Linked DNA regions of Homo sapiens: region 1 is linked to region 2. The links are chromatin loops, found by intact Hi-C in ENCODE. Cell type or tissue: HCT116. All regions are shown on one strand. Each heading gives the region's core, and the rest is flanking DNA. Links, peaks and the distances in the headings are about the cores only.

The links. Peaks named below come from ENCODE experiments on the same cell type or tissue, not always from the same donor. Only the 100,000 strongest peaks of a DNase experiment are listed, where the experiment ranks them.
Region 1: a loop joins it to region 2, with 16 times the contacts of the local background. A loop is called at or near these places in 7 of 110 quality-filtered maps.

Annotation. Positions count from the first base shown.
Region 1 is chr10:48,879,733-48,890,031 of GRCh38, forward strand. The region is part of intron 43 of WDFY4 (WDFY family member 4); the gene reads left to right. Among named protein-coding and RNA genes, the nearest start is that of LRRC18, 55 kb to the right of the region's middle. In HCT116, for the core only: a CTCF peak has its summit at 5,808; a DNase peak (open chromatin) is centred at 5,839; H3K27me3 peaks cover 1,145 bases.
Region 2 is chr10:49,507,420-49,517,718 of GRCh38, forward strand. The region is part of intron 5 of ERCC6 (ERCC excision repair 6, chromatin remodeling factor); the gene reads right to left. It overlaps PGBD3 (piggyBac transposable element derived 3), which reads right to left. Exons shown (of 2, transcript NM_170753.3): 2 at 7,686-9,702. The coding sequence starts at 9,695. The coding sequence ends at 7,914. Among named protein-coding and RNA genes, the nearest start is that of PGBD3, 12 kb to the right of the region's middle. In HCT116, for the core only: a CTCF peak has its summit at 4,992 (motif pointing left); a DNase peak (open chromatin) is centred at 4,962.

The DNA of each region.
Region 1 (10,299 bases), core at 4,759-7,258, 630 kb before region 2:
TGAGCTCCTGTTCCCTGCCTGCTGGCTGCCAGGGTTCATCTGTTTCTTGGGGTGCCCACCTCCCTTACCCTGTGGCCCTTCCTCCTTTCATTTCCTGCAGTGGGTGGTACCCTTCTCACCCTTCATATCCTTCTTGCCCCCTCTGCCTCCCGCTCCCCCAACACCACCTCTCTGACCAACTCTGCTGCTGCCTAGGGCGCAGGGGATGGCACTAACTCACACATAATCCAGGGTCACATCCCTGTTTTAAGGTCAGCTGATTCGTAACCTTGATTTTATCTGCAAAGTCCCTTCAGAGCAGTGTGGGTGTTGGATGGGACAGCCTCCTGGGGGCTTCTCTGGAATATGAGCACCACTCAGGCTGCTGCCCCCCAGGGCAGGTCCTTGGCCTCCTAGGAGAGCCTTTGTAGGTGGCCTGACTCCCTCAGGCATCCAAGGCTGGCCTGGGAGTTTTCACCCTGGCTAGGCTGAAGTTTATGGTCAGGGACCCGAGTGAGTCCCAGCCCCGCCTCTTGCAGCCTGCAGGTGCCTTTGACACTTGTCCTGTCTCTGAGAGTCTTGTTTTTGTTGACTGTCCACCAGGTGACATTTTCCTCAGGGATCTTGCTGGGGGAGCGGCAAGAGTCTGAAGCCCCCAGGTGACTGACTTTCCAGCCTCTGAAGCAGGACAGAACCAGGAAGGGGATCCTCTCCCATCTGCCCCTCCCTGCCTTTTGTTTAAGTTTCAGTCTTCCTTGGCCTTCCCGTGGCTCAGCGGGAAGCTGTCAGAAATGCCACACACTGTTTGCTGTGCCAGTGGGGATCCGCAGGATGTGCAGACAGGAGCATGTGGAACCCGGTGGGCGGTCGGGAGGGGAAAGAGCAGGAGCTGTCCTGCTTCCACTTGGCACCCGGTGGCCAGTACATTCAGAAGGGAGGGACCCTGTGTGAGGTTCGGCTCCTGGCCCAGAGGACTGGGCAGAGTGACCCTTGCCATTATCTAGGCATCCGTCCTTGCCTGAGATGTCTCTATGCATTTTATGGGGCTATGCTTGCTGCCTCTGGCTTCATGGGGAATTGTGGGAAAGGCTGGCTCCCAAGCTCAGTTTCCCCAGGGTCAGTGAAGCCAAACCACCAGGCACGCCTGCTTCTGGAGATGCAGGCCCGGGGAGGTGGGGGCAGGGCAGGGTCCCTGGTGAGGGGAGGGTGGAGGCTACAGGCAGGGGTGGGGTAAAAACCCTGCCCAATTCTAATTCTCTTGCCTCCACTTACAGGCCTAGTGACCAGGTAAGTAAGAGAACCATTCCCCAGCCTCCTTTCTGTTATCTTTAGAATGGGGTTCTACTCCTGGTCTCACTGGTTTGTGGCAAAGATTGACATGGGGCTGTGTCTCTGTCTGAGACTGTGCCCTGTGAGGAGGCAGCTCTCAGTCTCTGGCATCTGCTGTTACTGCTCTGGCTGTTGCTGTTCCTTTCATAGCCCCATAGGATTTGTTCTCACTCTCCCAGAAGTAAGAAGGGGCGTTGGAAGAACCCTGGTACCTATGGCATGGCCCAAGGGCCGTGTCAAGGGAAGGATGAAGGATCCTGTTAAGACTGAGGCTCCTGTGAGGCAAGGAACTGTGTGTCTTGGGGAAATGCTGTGGGGAGTGCTTGGATAGATGGGAAACTCTGGGGGTCTCCATGGGTCTGGTTGTCCTGCCGAGATGGTGGAGGATGAGACAGAGGGTCACAGTGGAGCCCATGAGAGGCCTGACCAGCTGGAATGGGGTTCCTGCAGAGTGCCAACACTCAAACCAAACACAAGGTTTTGGGAAAAAGAGGGAAGTTGCTGGGTTGAGGCCTGGACTGATGTGTGGTGAAATCAAGGAGGTCCCTAAACTGAAAGCACCAGGCAGGGAAGAACATAAGAAAGCAGGCCCCAGGAATTCACATGAATCAGAAAAATCCTCGAACCAGAGGAGCACCCTTCTGCTCTAGACTGGAGAGCTCTGTGGAGTGGGGTCCTGGCTGGCTGGTGGGACATATGGGGCCTCTCTGTGGCCTGGCACTTCTCCTCCCCCTCACACCTCCACCAGCCAGGTCCACACAGTCCCATGCCCATTCACTCTTGTCTCCCAGCCTGGCGGCCTCCTGGGTGAACCTGTCCTGGTGCGCCCATCCCCAGCATACTCCCACCCCAGAGCATAGCTGGTGGATCCATCCCCTGGGCCTACCCCAGCCCCCTCTTATTGCCTGACTGATGATTTCTGAGCCTTCCTATGGTTTCTCTGAAGGCAAGGAGAGACTTAGCTTCCTCCTCGTCCCTTCCTTCCCTGATACATAGGGTGAGTGCTTGGGAACAATCTGCAGACCAGGTGAGCTCAGCCTGACAGGGCAGCAGGAATCAGGAGGTCCTCCAGGGGAGCCAACCTGCAGCCAGGCCTGGGTCTGCTCACATGCCTTAGGACCCAGCTTGAGGGAGGGCATGCCCTGGGGGAACCTGGGTCTTGGGGGAGCCTGCTCTGGGGTGGGGAGGGTCTTGACTGGACTGGAGCAGGCTGCCACAACACCACCACCATGGAGGGAGCAGCCAGTCATTTGTGCCCAGGAGGGCAGCTTGGCACAGGGCAAAGTGCATAGGCTGGTTTGAGAACCTCATTCTGCTATTTGTTTGTTGCTATTAATATTATTATTAGCAAAATGTCAACAGCTAGATGTCAGAAGCCCTTGCCTTGTGTGATCTTCATGCACTGTCTCATTCAGCCTCACCATGGTCCTGTGAGGCAGGTGTGTTAGTCCATTTGAGTTGCTATAAAGGAATTCCTGAGATGGGGTAATTTATAATGAAAAGAGGTTTAGTTGGCTCACAGTCCGCAGGGTGTACACAAAACGTGGTGCTGACATCTGCTTTTGGTGAGGCCTCAGGAAGCTTCCAGTCATGGTGGAAGGTGAATGGGAGCCAGCGCATCACATAGTGAGAGAGGCAGCAAGAGAGAGAGGGAGGAGGGGCCAGGCTCTTTCAAATAACCAGATCTCAGCTGAACTCTCGGAGAACTCATTCATTACAGCAAGGACAGCACCAAGACATTTACAAGGGATCTGCCCCCATCATTCAAACAGCTCCCTCTAGCCCACACTTCCAACACTTAAGGCCACATGAGATTTGGAACAAAACATCCAGACTGTATCAGGAGGCTTTGTTATTTCCATTGCAAAGATGGCAAAAACAGAGCCCAGGGTGGCTACTCACTGGAATTGCTAGGATTTGACCTCAGATCTCTCTTATTCTCAGTTCATGTGTTTTCGTTCCCTCTCTACTGCCTCCCAGCTCACTGTGTTGGACAAGTTACATAACCTTTCCAGCACCCTGTCCCTCAGCAGCCGGCTGTTATTGGGCTTGGAGTTGTGGCTCCTGGCCCCATGTTCTTTCTCTATAACTGTTCCAGTTAAAGCTGGTGCAAGGAGGCCTTCAGGTCTCTCACCAACATGGCATCTCTGCCTGGGATGCAACATGCCAAGCAGGTGCCTACCTGCCCTCCTGCATGTGCCTGGAGGGCCCCTGGTCCACTGTGGCCTTATCCCTGGACCACTATGGTTTTGTGTCAAGGACAGGAACTTGAGGCCAAGGAAAGGAGGATGGGTGCATTGATTGTTGACCCGTGAACATGTTCAGGCAAATAGAAAGTTTGTGCAAGGGGTGTGTGTGTGTGTGTGTGTTACTCTCTACATTCCCCAGGCTGGTACAATTAGCCTATGTTGAGGCATTTTTTAGCAAGTGTTGGTTGTAAGCTGGGACTTCCCGTAATTCAGATGTCATTGTGAGACTTTGTGGGCCTTGTACTTTTTCTAAATTTCTAAGCGAAACATGCCCACGATAGGGGCATGGCAGGACTGTGTGCATGCTCCTACAACAGAGTCCCCACTCCTCCTCCCCTACCGTCTCAGAAATGCTTGATCATATGGCCTTTGCTGGACACATGGCACAGGAGACTTTCCAGGGCATGACTGCTTTTCAGGCATCTGGGTGGCATGCCTCTGGCAGAAGCCTCTGGAGCTGCAGGCATCATCCTGGCCCTGGGGGATGCTGGTGGTGCCGGGGCTAGGGTGGCAGCAGCTTAACTCATTTCTTTGTGTGAACGTTGGAGTTCTGGTTGCCTCTAGTGATACCTGGGATGGTAATTATTCAACTATTCTGTGCCACCTCTGCATCATTGATTAATGATTCCCAGGACTACAAACGCATTTCTCTGCAAACAGCTCTGTTTGACTTGAGGAGTGACTGATTTAATGCATATTAATTGTGGGCTCATGCCAGTTACCACGTGGCTGGGGATGTCCCTTGTACAGCTTCCAGAACCAGTCCAGAGTCAGTCCTCAAGTGAAGGTTTGCTTTTGTTATTGTTCTTTGATTACATGAAAAATTAAACATCTGATTTTTTTTTCATACAAACTCAATGTAAAATATGAGTTTGACCTTGGTAGAAATGATCCGCTCAAAGGGAAAGACATTTTCCTCTGGATTGCAGAGAGTGGCATCTTCTACAAGCTCCTCCCAGGTATCTTTAGCTGAGGCTGTTTGTAGAAGGTGAGGGTGGGTGTTAACCTTTATATGCAGTAACTTCCTGTCTTTCTGAATCTCCATGACTTTCTGAAATGAAAACAACACATGTCATTCCTACTTAATATTTCTGAGACGCTGGTTAGCATTCTTCATATGCAAGGCCATTCCAGAGCTGGCCTTGTAGTTTCCCTGGACTAACTTCCCTTATCCTTACACATGCGCATAAACACACACACATGCATGCACAGACACACATGTGCAACCACATGCACACACATACATGTGTGCATACACACATGCACACACACATGCACACCTGATGCGTGTACACATATGCATACACATACACATGTGTGCACGTGCACACACACACATACACACCCCTCTGACTTTTTAATTATACAGAACTACCTATAATTTCCAAAATTTCCGGCTGGTTCAATACTTTGTGCCTTGGAATGCTCCTCCCCTGTTTTTTTATCTTTGTAACTCCTAACTCCAGACTTGGAGTCACCTCCTCAGGAACCGTTTCTCTGGTGTCACCGCTGCCGCCTCTTCCATCTCAGTCTGAGTGAGACACACTCCTGTGTGCTCCCAGAGCACCTGTGCTTTTCCTTCCACACTGCTGGGAGAGCTGATATCCTGCTCTCTTTCTTTCCTGTTAGGTTGTAAACATCTTAAAGGCATGTCTTATTTTCCTTTGTGCCTCCCAGGGAGTGGGGCATATGCTAAACATTTAATATGTACCTGTTAAATAAATGAATGAACAAATAGATGAGTGAATTATGGGCAATATGCTGACACCAGATGAAACCTTTTTTTTTTCTTAGCCTAGCTGGTGCCCAACGGTCGGTTTCTTAGTGTATGGGCTTCAGATCACCTGCATCAGAATCTTCTGGGTTGCTTAATAAAATTCACATTCTAGGGCCCTACTTTGCACCTGTTGAATTGAAACTTCTGGGGATGTAGCCTGGGAATATGAATTTTATCAAGCTGTGCAGGTGATTCTCATACATACTAACTTTTCAAATAAATGCCCCAAATCCATGAGTCCAAGTTTTACAATATTCAGAGCTACCCTGGCTAAAAATGCGCTCCAATTTTAAGCAGTTGCCAATGATCAGTCCTTAGTGAACACAGGTTATGGTGAGCATTGTGCTTTGAACAGTCCTTGGGTCTTGTAACATGTTTCACATTTCACTGGTGCAACCAAACAAGAGCAAAGGTATTGCCATTTCCACCTGGTCTTCTCCATGTCTGCAGAGAAAGATTGGAGGTGTGGCTGTCTGCAGGCTGTCTGTGGAAGTGACACATGCAGGCAGGCAGGGGGCATCCCTGCTCCTTGTCTCAACCTGAGATGTACTTACGTGAAAAGATCGATGCATCATTACATTCCTTTCTATATTTCCCAAATTAATATATATGTGTATATATGTAAAATATAAAACAATAAGGAGATGTTCTCTCTCTCTCTCTCTCTCTATATATATAGATAGATAGGTAGATAGATAGATAAATAGATAGATAGCATCTCCTTATTGTTTTAACATACATTCCTTTGATTATTAGTATGACGAATTCTCTGTCTAAATACATTTAAGATAGAAAAAAGTAGATACTAGAGCTCATAGATGACCAAATATAGCCTTTTGCCTCTTTGATACTTGACTTTTTCTCAGCAATCTGTGCTTTTCTAAAAAATAAGAATACTTATTCCATATGCCAATACTATTAGAATGTATTCAGAACAAGGTTGAGGCAAGCAGAGATGTAGGAAGAGGGCAGATGATAAATGGGAGCAGGGCTAAAGCTTTCTTTGCAGCAGACTCACTCACCGTACACACAAACGTAAGGGAATGCATATATTGGCAGCTCTGTTGCTGGGTACCTTCAGTCACCTCTCTGGACCTCAGTTTTCCTACCTATAAAATCAGGGTATTTCACCAAGTTGCAGACTGCTAATGCTAGAGAAAACTTTAGAGAGTATCCGGTTGACCTTGCCCATTATAGATGTACCACTGAGGCCTGACTTTAGAAGAATGTGCTGCTGTGTGCTACCACTGAATGTCCCAGTAGATTGTTGTCTCCCTGCTATGGTTTGAATGTCCCCCAAAATTCTTGTGTTGGAAACTTAATTGCCATTGTAACAGTATTAAGAGATGGGGTCTTTAAGAAGTGATTAGGCCATGAGAGCATGACCCTCATGAATAGATTAATGCCATTATTGCAGGAATGGGTTCATTATTATGGGAGTGGGATCCTGATAAAAAGGATAAGTTCAGCCCCATTTCTGTCTCTGTCTTGCATGCTCACTTCCAGCTTCCGCCCTTCCATCATGGGGTGACCCTCACTAGATGCCAGTGCCATGCTCTGGGACTTCCTGTCCACCAGAACCAATAGCCAAATAAACATTTATCTCTATAAATTACCCAGTCTGGGGTATTCTGTTATAGCAGCAGATAATGGACTAAGACACCTTCTAACTTTCGCTCCAGCATTTTGTTGATTTCTGGACAACCTGTTTGTCATCATACACAGAGCTAGCTGTGGCTACTTTCTTAGTTATTTTACCCATCAAGAGTGCTAATATATCATTCAGTTGATCTTAAAAAAGCTCTACTTATGAGGCAAAAGTTCTACTCTTTAAAGTGATCAATAGAATCATGGCATAAGGGATTTCTTAATCATGAGTAAACTTAGGGATGGAGCCCTCCTAGGGCTAATTTAAATGGAAGAGCAGGTAATAGTTCACTTGGGTTCATTTTCTAGTTTTTAAAATGCCATTTCTTTTCTAGCAGAATCAATGTTTAAGCTATTAACCCAGCTCTCACCAGACATTTTTCTTGTGGTTTGGCTTATTCTGGTTGATACTTAAGTCTTCCCAAAGGGAAGCACCAGATCATAGGCATGTGCTCTGAGACCCTGGTGCAGGCACCATGGAGGCTGTGGTGGGGGCCTGGTGTCACAGGGAGGAGAGAGGGTTTGGAGGCACATAGGCCAGGGCTGGCATTGCAGAGCCACATCATCTCATCATGTGAACCTGAGGTTGGGGTCTCTGAGTCTCATCTGGGAAAAGGTACAATAAGAGAAAAAGTTTAAGCAGCCTGACATAATCTTCCTGATAGTCCTGGTGGGAGTGTAAATTAGTGTCACCTTGTGGGAGGGTAATCTGGCAATGGCTACTTGAATTAAAAATGCCCATACCCTTGACCTGCAATTCTGCTTATAGAAATTTATGCTTCAGGCCAGGCGCGGTGGCTCACGCCCGTAATCCCAGCACTTTGGGAGGCCAAGACGGGCGGATCACGAGGTCAGGAGATCAAGACCATCCTGGCTAACACGGTGAAACCCCATCTTTACTAAAAAATACAAAAAATTAGCCGGGCGTGGTGGTGGGTGCCTGTAGTCCCAGCTGCTCAGGAGACTGAGGCAGGAGAATGGCATGAACCCAGGAGGCGGAGCTTGCAGTGAGTGGAGATCTCGCCACTGCACTCCAGCCTGGGCAACAGAGCGAGACTCCATCTCAAAAAAAAAAAAAAAATTTATGCTTCAGATTTACTTGTGTATTCAAAATGACTTATCTGCAAGGATGGTCATTGTAGCATTGCCTGTTATGTCAAAACATTTGAAAGCCACCTGAATCAAAAAAGGACTGACTGGTCAAATAAACTGTAGCATATCCATTCAAGGGAATAGTCTGCAACTATTAATAAGAATTAGACAGCTCTATGATAAATGATTTGGAAAATTATCTAAGATGAATTGTTAAGAGAAAAGTCTAGATGCAGAGCAGTAAGCATATAAATGTTCTTTGTGTAAAAAAGAATATGTATAAACATGCTAATGTATTCATACAATCTCTTTGGAAGAATATCCAATAAAGTGGTAATGGTGGTTGCCCCTGGGGAAGACTACTAGAGAACCTGGGAATGCCACACAGTTACTCAAGTCCCAAAGTAGACATTTATCATTTATCCTCAATTCATCCTCCGTCTCCTCCCCTCCCCTCCCCTCCTTTCCTCTCCCCTCCCCCTCCCTCCCTCTTTCCTTCCTTCCTTCCTTTCTTCCTTCTTTCCCTTTCCTTTTCTTTTCTTTTTCTTCTTTTTGCTTTCCAGTTAGTCCAGTAGCAGCTCCTGTCAATTCTCCATCTTCTTGTTTAGATACACCCACTTCCTTCCCTCTGCATTCTGCCATCCATCCCAGACCACTGAAATAGCAACACAACGGGGCACCCTCCTTTCAGTCTTGACCCTTTCTAATGCCATCTCCACCCAGCAGTCAGTGTCATCTTTTGGAAACAAACTCTCCCATGGCTTTCTGTTGCAACCACAATAAAACCCAAGGGCCATGCTAAGGTACCTAAGACCACCTATGATGTTGGTACTCCTAATTTCCAACTTCATCTTAGCCGTACTGACCACTTTCTGTTCCCCAAATCAGCCCTTCCTGCCTCTAGGCCCTTAACTGGATGTCCCCGTTCCTTGAAATGTTCTTCTCCAAGCTTTTCCAGAACTTACAAGTTTCCAACCTTCAAGTTTCAGGGTCTATGTCCTCACCAAGAATAATGTCCAAGAACAGAATGGTGTTCTCGCCAAGTTTCTCCCTGCCTTTGTCATGATCACTCTGGTTTTTCTCTCTTAGCATGTATCACAGGTTGTAATAGTTGGTTGGTTAAAATCCCGCTACTGGATTTTAAGCCCTGTGAGGCTAGGATTCTTGTATATCTTGTCCACCTTATCCCCAAAGCCTGGCTCAGTGCCTGCCATGGAGCAGAGGCTGAATCCGTAACTGCTGAATAGATGACCACCTGGATGAATGAATAAAATTGGAAATGAGTCCACTTTGGACTCTGGCCTGGAAGGTGGCTGGAGGGCCAGCTCCTCTGACAAGGTAGATTCAGAATAGACCAAGAAAGCCAGCTACCTTCACCAACCTTGTTTACAGAAACAGAGGCTCTCGGCTGGTCCTAGCTTACGAAAAACAGCTCAGCCCTGACTTGCCCTGGATCATAGTGGTTAATACTTATCTTGGAACAAAATGCTCAGTGAACCTTTGCTTTCTGCCCTTGGCTCTGGCTTTCACGGATCCCATTTGGTGCAGGAGTTGGAAAACTGGTCTTCAGGGCACCACTGTGGCCTTGTCATTGCTCCCAAAGGTGAGCAGGGAGCTTTGCTTCAGTCCCAGGCTGTGTCACTTAGTAGGTGGCTGATCTTTAGTGAGAGTCTTATCTCCTGGAACCTCTTTTATTTTTTTTCTCCCAAACATATCTATTCTGCTTTTGTATAACTGGAATTAGCACAAAATTACCATGAGAAAATGCTGGCCTCGGCCTTATTCTTGGTCCCTTTAGGCTCTCATGTTCTAGAATTTATTGATTCACTCACTTGTTCCTTTAGGGTTTACTATGTAAGGACCCACTTGATCCTTACCACATGCAGAACTCTGGGTCATACCAAGATATTGTCATGGGTCAGGTTCTGCACGGAGAAAGTTGATTGGGAATGAGGATTGCAGGGCTGGGCCAGCGGAGAAGTGCAACCACAATGTAGTCTCAGCAAAGACTTCAGCTGATTCCAGAGCAGCTCTAGGTTTGGGATGGTTGTTTAGAGTTTTCTTGAATTGAGCCAGAGGGGCTAAGCCTTCCTACTCCACATTGTCCAGTTGTTGGGTACAGACTGCCCCTGGGAAGAGGATGTGACCTTGGACCAGGGGCTGTATTCAGCTAAGGCAATTCTGGAGAACTGCCAGCATTTCCAGCAACAGGGGAAATGCTCACCT
Region 2 (10,299 bases), core at 3,786-6,285:
AACAACAGTTTAATAAGTGATACTTTTTATAAAAAAATTTAATGTCCTTTTTGTGCTTAACTTCTAAAGGCAATCTCTTCTTCTCCACTGGTATTTTTTTTCCTTAAAAATTATCTCCATGCAATGGACAAAATGAATTATCTCTAGGTGGCTATAAAAGTCTTCTGGGTTTCATGTTATTTACAAATTTAGTTAAATGCAATGGTGTACAACAATCGTTCTTGACAGGGGGCAATTCTGTCCCTTCAACCCCACCCTGGGGTAATCTGACAATGCCCAGAGATATTCTTGGTTGTTAGAACTGTGGAAGGAGTCGGGAGGATATACTACTACTGGCATCTTGCAGGTGAGTCCAGGTATGCTGCTAAACATCCTACACCACACAGGACAGCCCCCAAACCCCTCGGTAAAAAGTTATCAAGTCTCAAATGTCAATAATGTCAAAGCCAAGAAGCCCTGGCATATAGGTATCCCTTACTATCAAAACTTAGAAACTGAACAGATATATATACACTTTCCTGATACACATATCTGAATTCTTGATATATATACACTTTCCTGATACACATATCTGAATTCTTGCTACTCACTCTGAAATTCAGCAGTCGAGGAGTTTACATAATGAGAGAGTCCTCGGTATCAAAACTATGAACGCAGAGCCAAACTTCTGCATAACAAAGGATACTTGTATTTAGCAAACTTGTGGATAACATAAACCTTGGAAGAATCACAGCCACTTAAACATACTTCACTTTGCAATTTCTCCAAGATAATTTTACAGAAGGAGAAATAAAAACACCAGAATATATTGCCTTTTGAAGTTTGGCACAAGGCCATTAAATATTTTATATACAGGGTATCACTTTTTAAACTTTATTGATATATGATGACCATTTCCTTAGACTTAGCCAGTCAATCTTTGTGGCTGCTAAATTTCCCACCACATCACTCTGCATCGACAAGATTCAGTTTCCTCCTCCTCCCTCCCTCCTAAAATATACAGGCATCTTGTCGCCACAGAACTCAGCACCTAGGAAACCACATAAGCCACTACAGAAACGATTGCATTCTAGTGCCTTCCGCTTCATAAAGAAAGATGAAAAGGGCCAAACATTTATTCAGTTTGGCTAAAGGATGACTAAAAGTGGTGGGGAAAATCATTATTGCCTGCAAGTATTTGTATCATTGTGAAGACAAATTGCCCCAGTAGAATTATACACATATTAAAGACAGAAAATATCATGGTTATAAAACCACATGCATACAGAGCTCAGGCGAAGAGATTCTTCTGTTACATAAGCAATACTTCCTCATGTGACTTGTAGCCAAAATAGACCTGACCATCTGATGAGGGTCCACTGAAGCAGCACAGCTAAAGATGGGGCCGACAAGTACACCACAACACACTAGGGAAAGGGGGAGAACCAGGTTCATCTGCACATACACAGAAACGTGCCTTCCTCATCCCAGACGCTGCCAAGAGACTTTAAGGGCTCTCTTTAACATGTCTAACCAGCCTGTACTGTAGTCTGGCAGGCTGAGTAGTCTGTCTGGCCAGCAGATATAAAGGATTCTGTATATAAACATCCTGGGTTTGACATATGCAGAAGTGCAGGCCCAGGCACAAAAGTCTGAGCTCAGACTAGCTATAGTCAAATCCTGGTGCCATTTACTAGCTCATGAACCCTCAGCAAGTAACTTAACTTCATCAGCATCTAAGTTTCCTCCACTGAGATGGGGAGAACAGCAGCACCTACTTCACTGGGTTCTGGGAAGGATTAAATAAGGTGTCACATATAAAGCACCTTAGCACAGAACCTAGATTAGGAAGTGCTTAATAAACTACTATAGTATTATATAAAACCACATACATTTTCTGAAATCCTCACGACAACCCTGCAGCAGATACTATTACTATGTTCACTGAAAGAAGAGAAAGCAAGTTACGTATGTGGCCCAATGCAATGTGCATATTGCAACGTACTCTGTTTAACAGAACTACCTGAACATGTATACTTAAACAGAAACTATGATAGCTCATCAAATGGATGCTCAGTTAATTATTATGAATAATGTGCTCACCATAGGAGTAAAGATACCTAGTCTTCAGATGGTACCTGCTGGAATATCTCAATTTAAAAATTCTGTCACAAATTTGTAAATAGTAAACTGTCATTAAGTATGGCAGTCTTTTACATGATAGTAACAAAAATAGATACAGATTGACTTAAAATTGGTAGGGAGTGGGTAAGAATTAAAATCTGGGCCAAGTGAGCTGAAATCTTAAAAATTAGAAATGACCTCAAAATGTCTAAATTCTGTTATTTCAAAAAGTAGACCAGTTAACTGAGAAAAAGCAGAAGGGGGCAGTAAATAGTCCAATATTTACCCTTTTAGAAAACAAATAACTTTTTCATGTTCTCTATTCTCTCATTTTAAAAAATCCACACACGTAATAGTCACAGCTGCAGCCACATAAAACGAAGTGGTGGGCATGGTGTTCACTGGCTGTGTTTCTAGCTCCTCACACAACTGCCAGATTCAGCCTGCTGTCAACTCCACTGGCAGCCAATTACAAGAGAAGCTGGGAACAAACATAAACCTACAATTCCAGTCAGATGCAGACAGAGAAAACACTCCCTGGTTTCCCTACATTCAGGTAGGAATGAGAATCTGGCCCAGGCTGTGGGGCCTGGGGCTGAGACTGCAATAATCATCTGTCAGAAGCAACTCAGACCCAGCACAACCAGTTGAACGACACCAGGAACAATGCTTCCCCCAGTTGTAACCTATTAGGGTGCCGCATCAATGGAACCCTGAAAGCTAGTTGCTGCCATTTAAAGTTAATTTATTTTAGAAGAATTTTCAGCATTCCAAGGATGTTCAAAATAAATAAGTGGAAAGACACAGCTAGCTACCACCGTGCCATACCATGTATGCAGCCTCCTCATCTCTGTGCACCTGCATTCCTGTACTGTCCCCAAATCCTTCCCCTTACATATCCACACATTCAGCAGACCTTTCAAACCCTCACTCATGCAGCACCACCATGCACAGAAACCTCCCATGACCAGCCAGACTTAGGTGTCCTGTCTTCCAAGGGCCCTCCCAATCCCGTGACATCTTGGACACACCTGGGATCTCTACTACAGTGCCCATCAAGTGTAGCATATTGTGAAATCCATACCAGTGTCCTCCACTGGACTGGAAGCCACCTGGGGACAAACACTGTCTTAGCCATTTTTATAGCACTAGAGACTGGTATAATGCCTCCTCATGGCAGACCGTTAAGTGCTGAATGAATGAATGAAGTTCATAATTCGGTTAGGGAAAAGGAAGACACAGACAGAGAAGCGTGACTTGAAAATGGTCAAATGGGGTCATCCAGAAATGGGTTCTGGAAACTTTCTGTTCTGTCTCATTTAGAGCCTACCTCTTGCTGCATTTCCTACTCCTTCTACCCATATGACTTTAAAGCACTGCTCCTAGCTCTGTCCACTGGATAAAAATGGTTAAGGTTCGCTACAAAAAAATGACCCATAATGAGGGTGGCTGCAACATCAGAGAAGTTCTTAATTTAGAATCTTATAACAAAAAAAAAAAAAGATAAGGAGAAGGAAAGCTCATCATTTTGAACAATAAAAAGGTAAATAAATAAAAATTGTGTGAGTGATTTAAGTCTGAGCTCCATTTTTTGGGTTCATCACCAGTAGGTCTCCTCTGTAAGGAGCCTGGTTTCTGCACGCCAGCTGATGGAAAGAACCAGGAGCCCTGAGTTTGCTCCCAAGCTTCCCCAGGACCAGGTGGGAAAGGCTGGACAAAAGAAGCACCTTCTTATGAAAGAATTCTTATGATGGGAAAAAAGTCTAGACTTAAACTATATTTACATTACTAGGAAGGAAATAGTGTTTTTGATGTTCCCACTTTCATTTTTTTCTTTAATCTATACATGTAAAAGTCACAGCTGCACCCAAATAAAGTAAGTGTGTTGTTCATCTTCTTTTTTACTTTTTTTTTTTTTTTGAGACAAAGTCTCACTCTGTCACGTCAGCTGGAGTACAGTGGCACGATCTCAGCTCACTGCAACCTCCACTTTCCAGATTCAAGCAATCCTTGTGCCTCAGCCTCCAGAATAGCTAGGACTACAGGCATGCGCCACCATGTCCGGCTAAGTTTTGTATTTTTTGGTGTAGATGGGGTTTTGCCATATTGGCCAAGCTGGTCTCAGACTACTGACCTCAAGTGATCTGCCTGCCTTGCCTTCCAAAGTGCTAGGATTGCAGGCGTGAGCCACCATTCCCGACCCATCAGGGCATTTTCTAACTCCTAAAGCCCGTCTCAGGCTCCAGTGGTGGTCACTAGAAGAGAACCCAACAACAGACACAGATTTAAGATAACCACAGAGAAGTGAAAACCGAATGTAGGCAAAAGAGGTGCATTACAGGCATTTAACTGGTAAGGGGAGGCCTGAACTTTAGAAAATATAATGTAACATTGTTGAATCTGCCTCCTCCACCACAAAATGAGCCAAATAATGACTTTTTATGAGGACTAAATGAAATTATGTATGTACATTATACTTTTGAAACTACATAAATTTCAGATGCTATAACAGTTGGCAGATTACACAAAAAGATTGAGAAATTTTAATTAATTGCAGGTTAAATGTGAATAAAAAATAACAAATGTCAAAACACCTATTGCAGTCTTGAGCCAGCAGGAGCTCAGTTCAACCCCCAAGCATAGCAGACTGTCATGCTAGCTCACTCCATACTGGTCAGTCAAGATCAGCAGGACATTCCAGTCAGGACATCCTATCATCCAGGACAGCAAGGAGGCTGGAAATCAAGCCAAAAGAGAAGACACAAAAGAGATACAAGAGAAGGATCTGGTACATCTACCTCAGAATACAACTGTGAGAAACCATACTGCAATCCTGACCTACCTACACTTAGAACCAAGGGGCATGTTGCACGGTTTGTCCCCTAGACAGATGTCTAGTGCCCCCTAGTGTGTTCAAAGGAGAAATAATTACATTTCTTCCCAATATTGATACTGTACTTATATTTTTATAGATATTTTATCATTAAGTGGGCCTTAAGCTTATTTTAAAAAAGTATGAAAGGTACCAAAAGCATAACATCAATAAAACAAAGTTTGTAACAGCTAATGATTTTACTATGCCTATGATACGTTGAACAGCCCTTATCCAAAATGCTTGGGACAAGAAGTGTTTTGGATTTTGGAATATTTGCATATACACAATGAGATATGTTGGGATGGGACCCAAGACTAAATACGAATTCATTTATGTTTCATATATAACTTATACACATAGGCTGAAGGTAATTTTATACAATATTTTGTGCATGAAACGAAGTTTTGACTGTGTCTTGACTGAGACCCAACATATGAGGTCAAATATGGAATTTTCCACTTGTGGCATCACGTTGCTAAAAAATTTTCAGATTTTGGATTTTCGGACTAGGGATGGTCAACCTGTAATATCAATTGTTAAACTGCCTTTACTTGTGAAAGGTCACCTTTTCATACGTATGAGTATTCATTATACACCCTCCTTCACGGTTCTCACAGACCCTCATTTCAAGCATCTTACTGCCTTGGTGGAATCTTTGTGGTAACTTTTAGCTAGTGGGCATGTAACAAGAATAGCTAATACTTACGGAGTGCCTGATGTATGCCAAATATCTTATACATATCATCACCCATGAAGAAGGTACTGCTGTGATCCCCATCTTACAGGTGAGTGGATACACAAGACCTCAGAGCTACTCGGCTAGGCTCTGGCACTCACTCCATGGCCCGTGGTGTCTAACCCCTATGCTATATACTGCCTCCTTAAGGAAAGTCAGCTAGCTCTGGACAAGTTTTGTTTTGAGATTACATATACACACATACATACATATTTCTTAATTGGGTCAGAAAACAAATAGTAATTATGACTGACAGTGATACTGGGTACTGGGCACTATTTTAAGTATTTCACATTTATTAATTCATTTAATCTTTACAACCTAATAAGGGAGATACTATATTGTATGAGTCCATTTTCACTGCTATAAAGAAATACCCGAGACTGGGTAATTTATAAGGAAAGAGGTTTAATTGACTCACAATTCGGCACGGCTGGGAGGCCTCAGGAAACTTATAATCATGGTGGAAGGTGAAGGGCACCTTCTTCACAAGGCGGCAGGAGGAAGTGAGTGCAAGCACAGGAAAAACTTCCACTTTTAAAACCATAAGCTCTCATGAAAACTAACTATCGTGAGAACAGCATGGGGGAAACCGCCCCCATAATCCAATCACTTCCCATCAGGTTCCTCCCTTGACATATGGGGACTACAATTCAAGATGAGATTTGGGTGGGGACAGAAAGCCAAACCATATCAATACTATTGTTATTCTCTCTCTCTCTCTTTTTTTTTTAACAATTAAAGCAGACAGGGAGAAAGAAAGGAAGCTGTCCAAGATTACCAATGAGTTAAGGGAAAAGATTCAAACCCAGATAATCAAGTTCCAGAGTCTATATTCCTATCTGTTACATAATACTGTCTTCAAAAAAGTATTTTCCAAACTCCCTAGTACCACCCCTTTTCTCACAGTGCCAGCGAAGGGTCCTCTAACTGCCACAGAACGAAAGCAATTGCACAAGAACAAACCAAATTCTAAAACTTCAATCCAAATGTTGTCTTAAAAAAACATCAGGACTAAGGTTTAAAGAAGGGAAAGATTGCCTTCATTTTTGTACAATAACATGATTCCTTCCCCACCTTAATAGTGTGCAAAGTAAGTCAAAACTCACTCTTCACTACACCCCTGCAAACTTTTCCAAGTAACAGTAAAATCAGTTTAGCAGTTCTTTGAACTATACATAATATAGGCTGAACAATCATGTAATACACATTTTATACTAGACAAATCAATGTACACAACTGCCCATACCAACACACAAAAGGGACAAAATACACATATTAATGGGAATTATCAAATATTAGTTGCCTGAGATCATATTAATAAAATAAACATGCCCTCTCCAAAACTTCAAGGAGGTCACCTACCGTGGTGCTCAAAATTCAAAACAGACCTTACTGCTCTATTGTAATATTTTTATGTTGCAAGGATCATTGTACACAGAGCAGTTTAAATCTACACCGTCTGTAAGGAAAAAGCTGTGTATCATACAGTTAAATCATTCTTAATACAGAGTGACATTTCAACCTCAAGATCATTCTCTACCTATTGCAATATCCATTTAAGAAATTCAACAACAGAGGCACAATGAGTACAATTTGATTTTTAAAAATATATTCAGGCACCAAGCTGGGTATTTAATATAGTTTGCATTCTGTAGTATGATAGGTTTTCTATTTCAGACAGCTAAGAATGCCTTACAGATTAGTCTAATTTGCTAAATTGAGATACTTGGTGTTTTACTTTTCTTATCTTCCTTTTTATGGTCTATCTGGGTAAACTTAATTGGCAAATCTGAGCAGATGAAATACCCTCAGTTAGGAGTGCAGATCTCATGGAGTAAATTAAGACTGATATAGACAATTATGCCCAGAGCCAAGAATGAAAGGTGTGTGCAGAGCAGGAAGCAGAATTAGTCTTCATTTGTGTCTCAGCTTTGTTATTTAAAAGAAGGCAATGTGCTCTCTAAGAAAACATCTTTAACCCATTTATGTCTGAGGTTACAATTTTTTGAATTTTTGCATGAAATTCATATATGTTACCTAGAAAAATTCAAGGAACAAAAATTTGAAGAGAAAAAAAAATTTATTATGTTCCATTGTTATGTGACGTTCCAAAATTGGAACACTAGGCAAAACCACTGCTACACTGTACATAATGTATAAAACTATGTTTCTTATCTCAGGAGGTGGTGACACCTGCTATTCAGTGTGATATTCAACGGAACACTTCACATGTAAGGCAACATCACATTTTTCACATCGAAAAGTTGTGTTCTTATGACATTCAGCGCATCGCGTTTGCTTTCCCTGTTTGACTATCACATGATTTATGCCATCATAACGTGAGTCAATGTTACGCTTCTGAGGTCTTCCTTTTTGGCCAGGTTCTGGAGGATGACCATGGGTCTCCAGATAATGGCATACCACACGTCGACGAAACTCCAGAAAATCCACTGGTTTCTCATCATATGTTTTATGCAATTGCCAAGCATTTTGTAAGACCAGTTCGAAACAGAACAAAAGAGGGCTTGAATACCATTTCTTTCCACGGATTGATGCCCGATACTTATCAATGTTTTCATCAGCTCTGTCTACGCCTCCCATGAACTGGTTATACACTTTGATCATGTTTGGCTGCTGAACTTGTATCTTCTTTTTCAGTTTCTGGGAGTAACGACTGACAAGACACAGGGGATGGATACCAGCACCAGATGAGGCAACAGTGACAACACTGTTATCATTCCATCTGCAGACAATATTGCCTTTGCCATCAATTCGATAATCAAATGTGCCTCTTTCTTTTTTCTTTAAAGCTACATCTGATTCCAGTGGAACTCTGTCAATGTGATCCTTTCTCACTGTACCTGTTGCCTGATGTCCCATTGAACTGAGCTTATCAAGAAGTGCAATACTGGTGAAAAAGTTATTGAATACAAAATGGTATTGTCCAGGGTGTGCCTCTGTAAGTGCCTCACTAAACTGAAGGACAAGTGACGCACCGACACCATATTCCTCATGTTTAGTATTTGGGTTTTTACCCTGATACGGCTGAAACCAGCAAATGTAGCCCAGACAGGTGGCACCACACCAAAACTTATAGCCAAACCGAATGGGCTTTCCCCGAATAAATTGTTTGCACCCGTGACGACCAAAATAAGGAACCATGAATTCATCAAAGCTGAAATATGTTTCATTTGGAACAAATTTCATGCATCTCTCATTAAGTTTGCTTATGAGAGGTCGCAATTTGGAAAATTTGTCCACTGGATCCAAATTTGCATTGTCAGCAACATGCAAATTAGAAAATATAGTTTCAAACCGGTCACGTCTCATGGCAGCACTAACCAGTACATTATGCACATCTGTTCTTTGTTCCCAAAACATACGCCTTCTAGGAACTGAGACATAACCACTCAGAAAAATAATTCCCAGAAAACATTTGAATTCAGAGCTAGTCAAGCCAAGATGTACACCTTTACTGCAAGCATATAAGTTGGAGTACTTGACAATGAGTTCAATGACCTCGTCATCAAGAAAAAGTTCAAGAATTTCTGTGGGAGTTCTCATTACGGTGAAGAAATCGTTTGGTGGTGCTGTAACTCTACCTGCTACGGGTTGTACAGTTAGGTCGGCTTTTTTCCATTTGCAAAGAATTTTTGTCATTTTCCTCCTCCTTGATGGTGGAGGTTGCTGCACAGTAAACGTAGATGGAACTTCATCAGGAGAGTCATCTTTAGGTGCGTATGAGGGATCATCTGAGTCAGACTCAGCATCAGAGCCATCTTGAATAAGATACGCAGCTGTGTGCAACAAAGAACCTGGCAGATTATTTATTGTTCCACCTTCTTCATCTCCTGATTCCTCATCAGAAACAGGTGCTGTAGCATTTTCAGGTGGTTGTATCACTATAGCACTTGCTTCTATGCTGTCATCTGTCTCTAAAAGGTCAGTTATTTCATGTAAACTTAGTGTTCGAGGCATCTTGGGACTAAAACGGAAAAAAGGTATTATTAGTCCTAGTGGTAGTGGTTTTGCCTAGTGTTCCAAAAATGGAACATGAAAAATGTCAAACCCATAACTAATGCAATAATAATACTTTCTGTATTTTCTTTTTACCGCACAATAGCATAACTAGTAGAGAAGTTATTTCTTAAAAATTACTAGTATAGGATGTAGTGCAGTAAAGTTATATGTACCTGTCTTTGGATACTCAAAAATGTTTCTGAAAACTCACATCACTTTTTGACAAGCTCCCAGCATGCCAGTATCTGTAGCAGTAACTAACTCTGTGCACCAAGTGATAACATGTACCCTCAGGAGGCAGACATGTGTGAAAAATCAGACCTTGGCAATGACCTTGAGCAGTAGGGCATGAATAACTCCCACATGCTTAGCGTTCCAATAATGGAACACTAGGCATAAATAGGTTTTAAAAGTGTAACTTTTTCTTTCAACTTATAGATTCCTAAAAGAAAATGAACACAGTCTTCTTTCTTTTTTTTTTTTCTCTCAGGCTCCAGTGATCCACCCACCTCAGCCTCCTGGGTAGCTGGGACTACAGGCGCACATCACCACACCCAGCTAA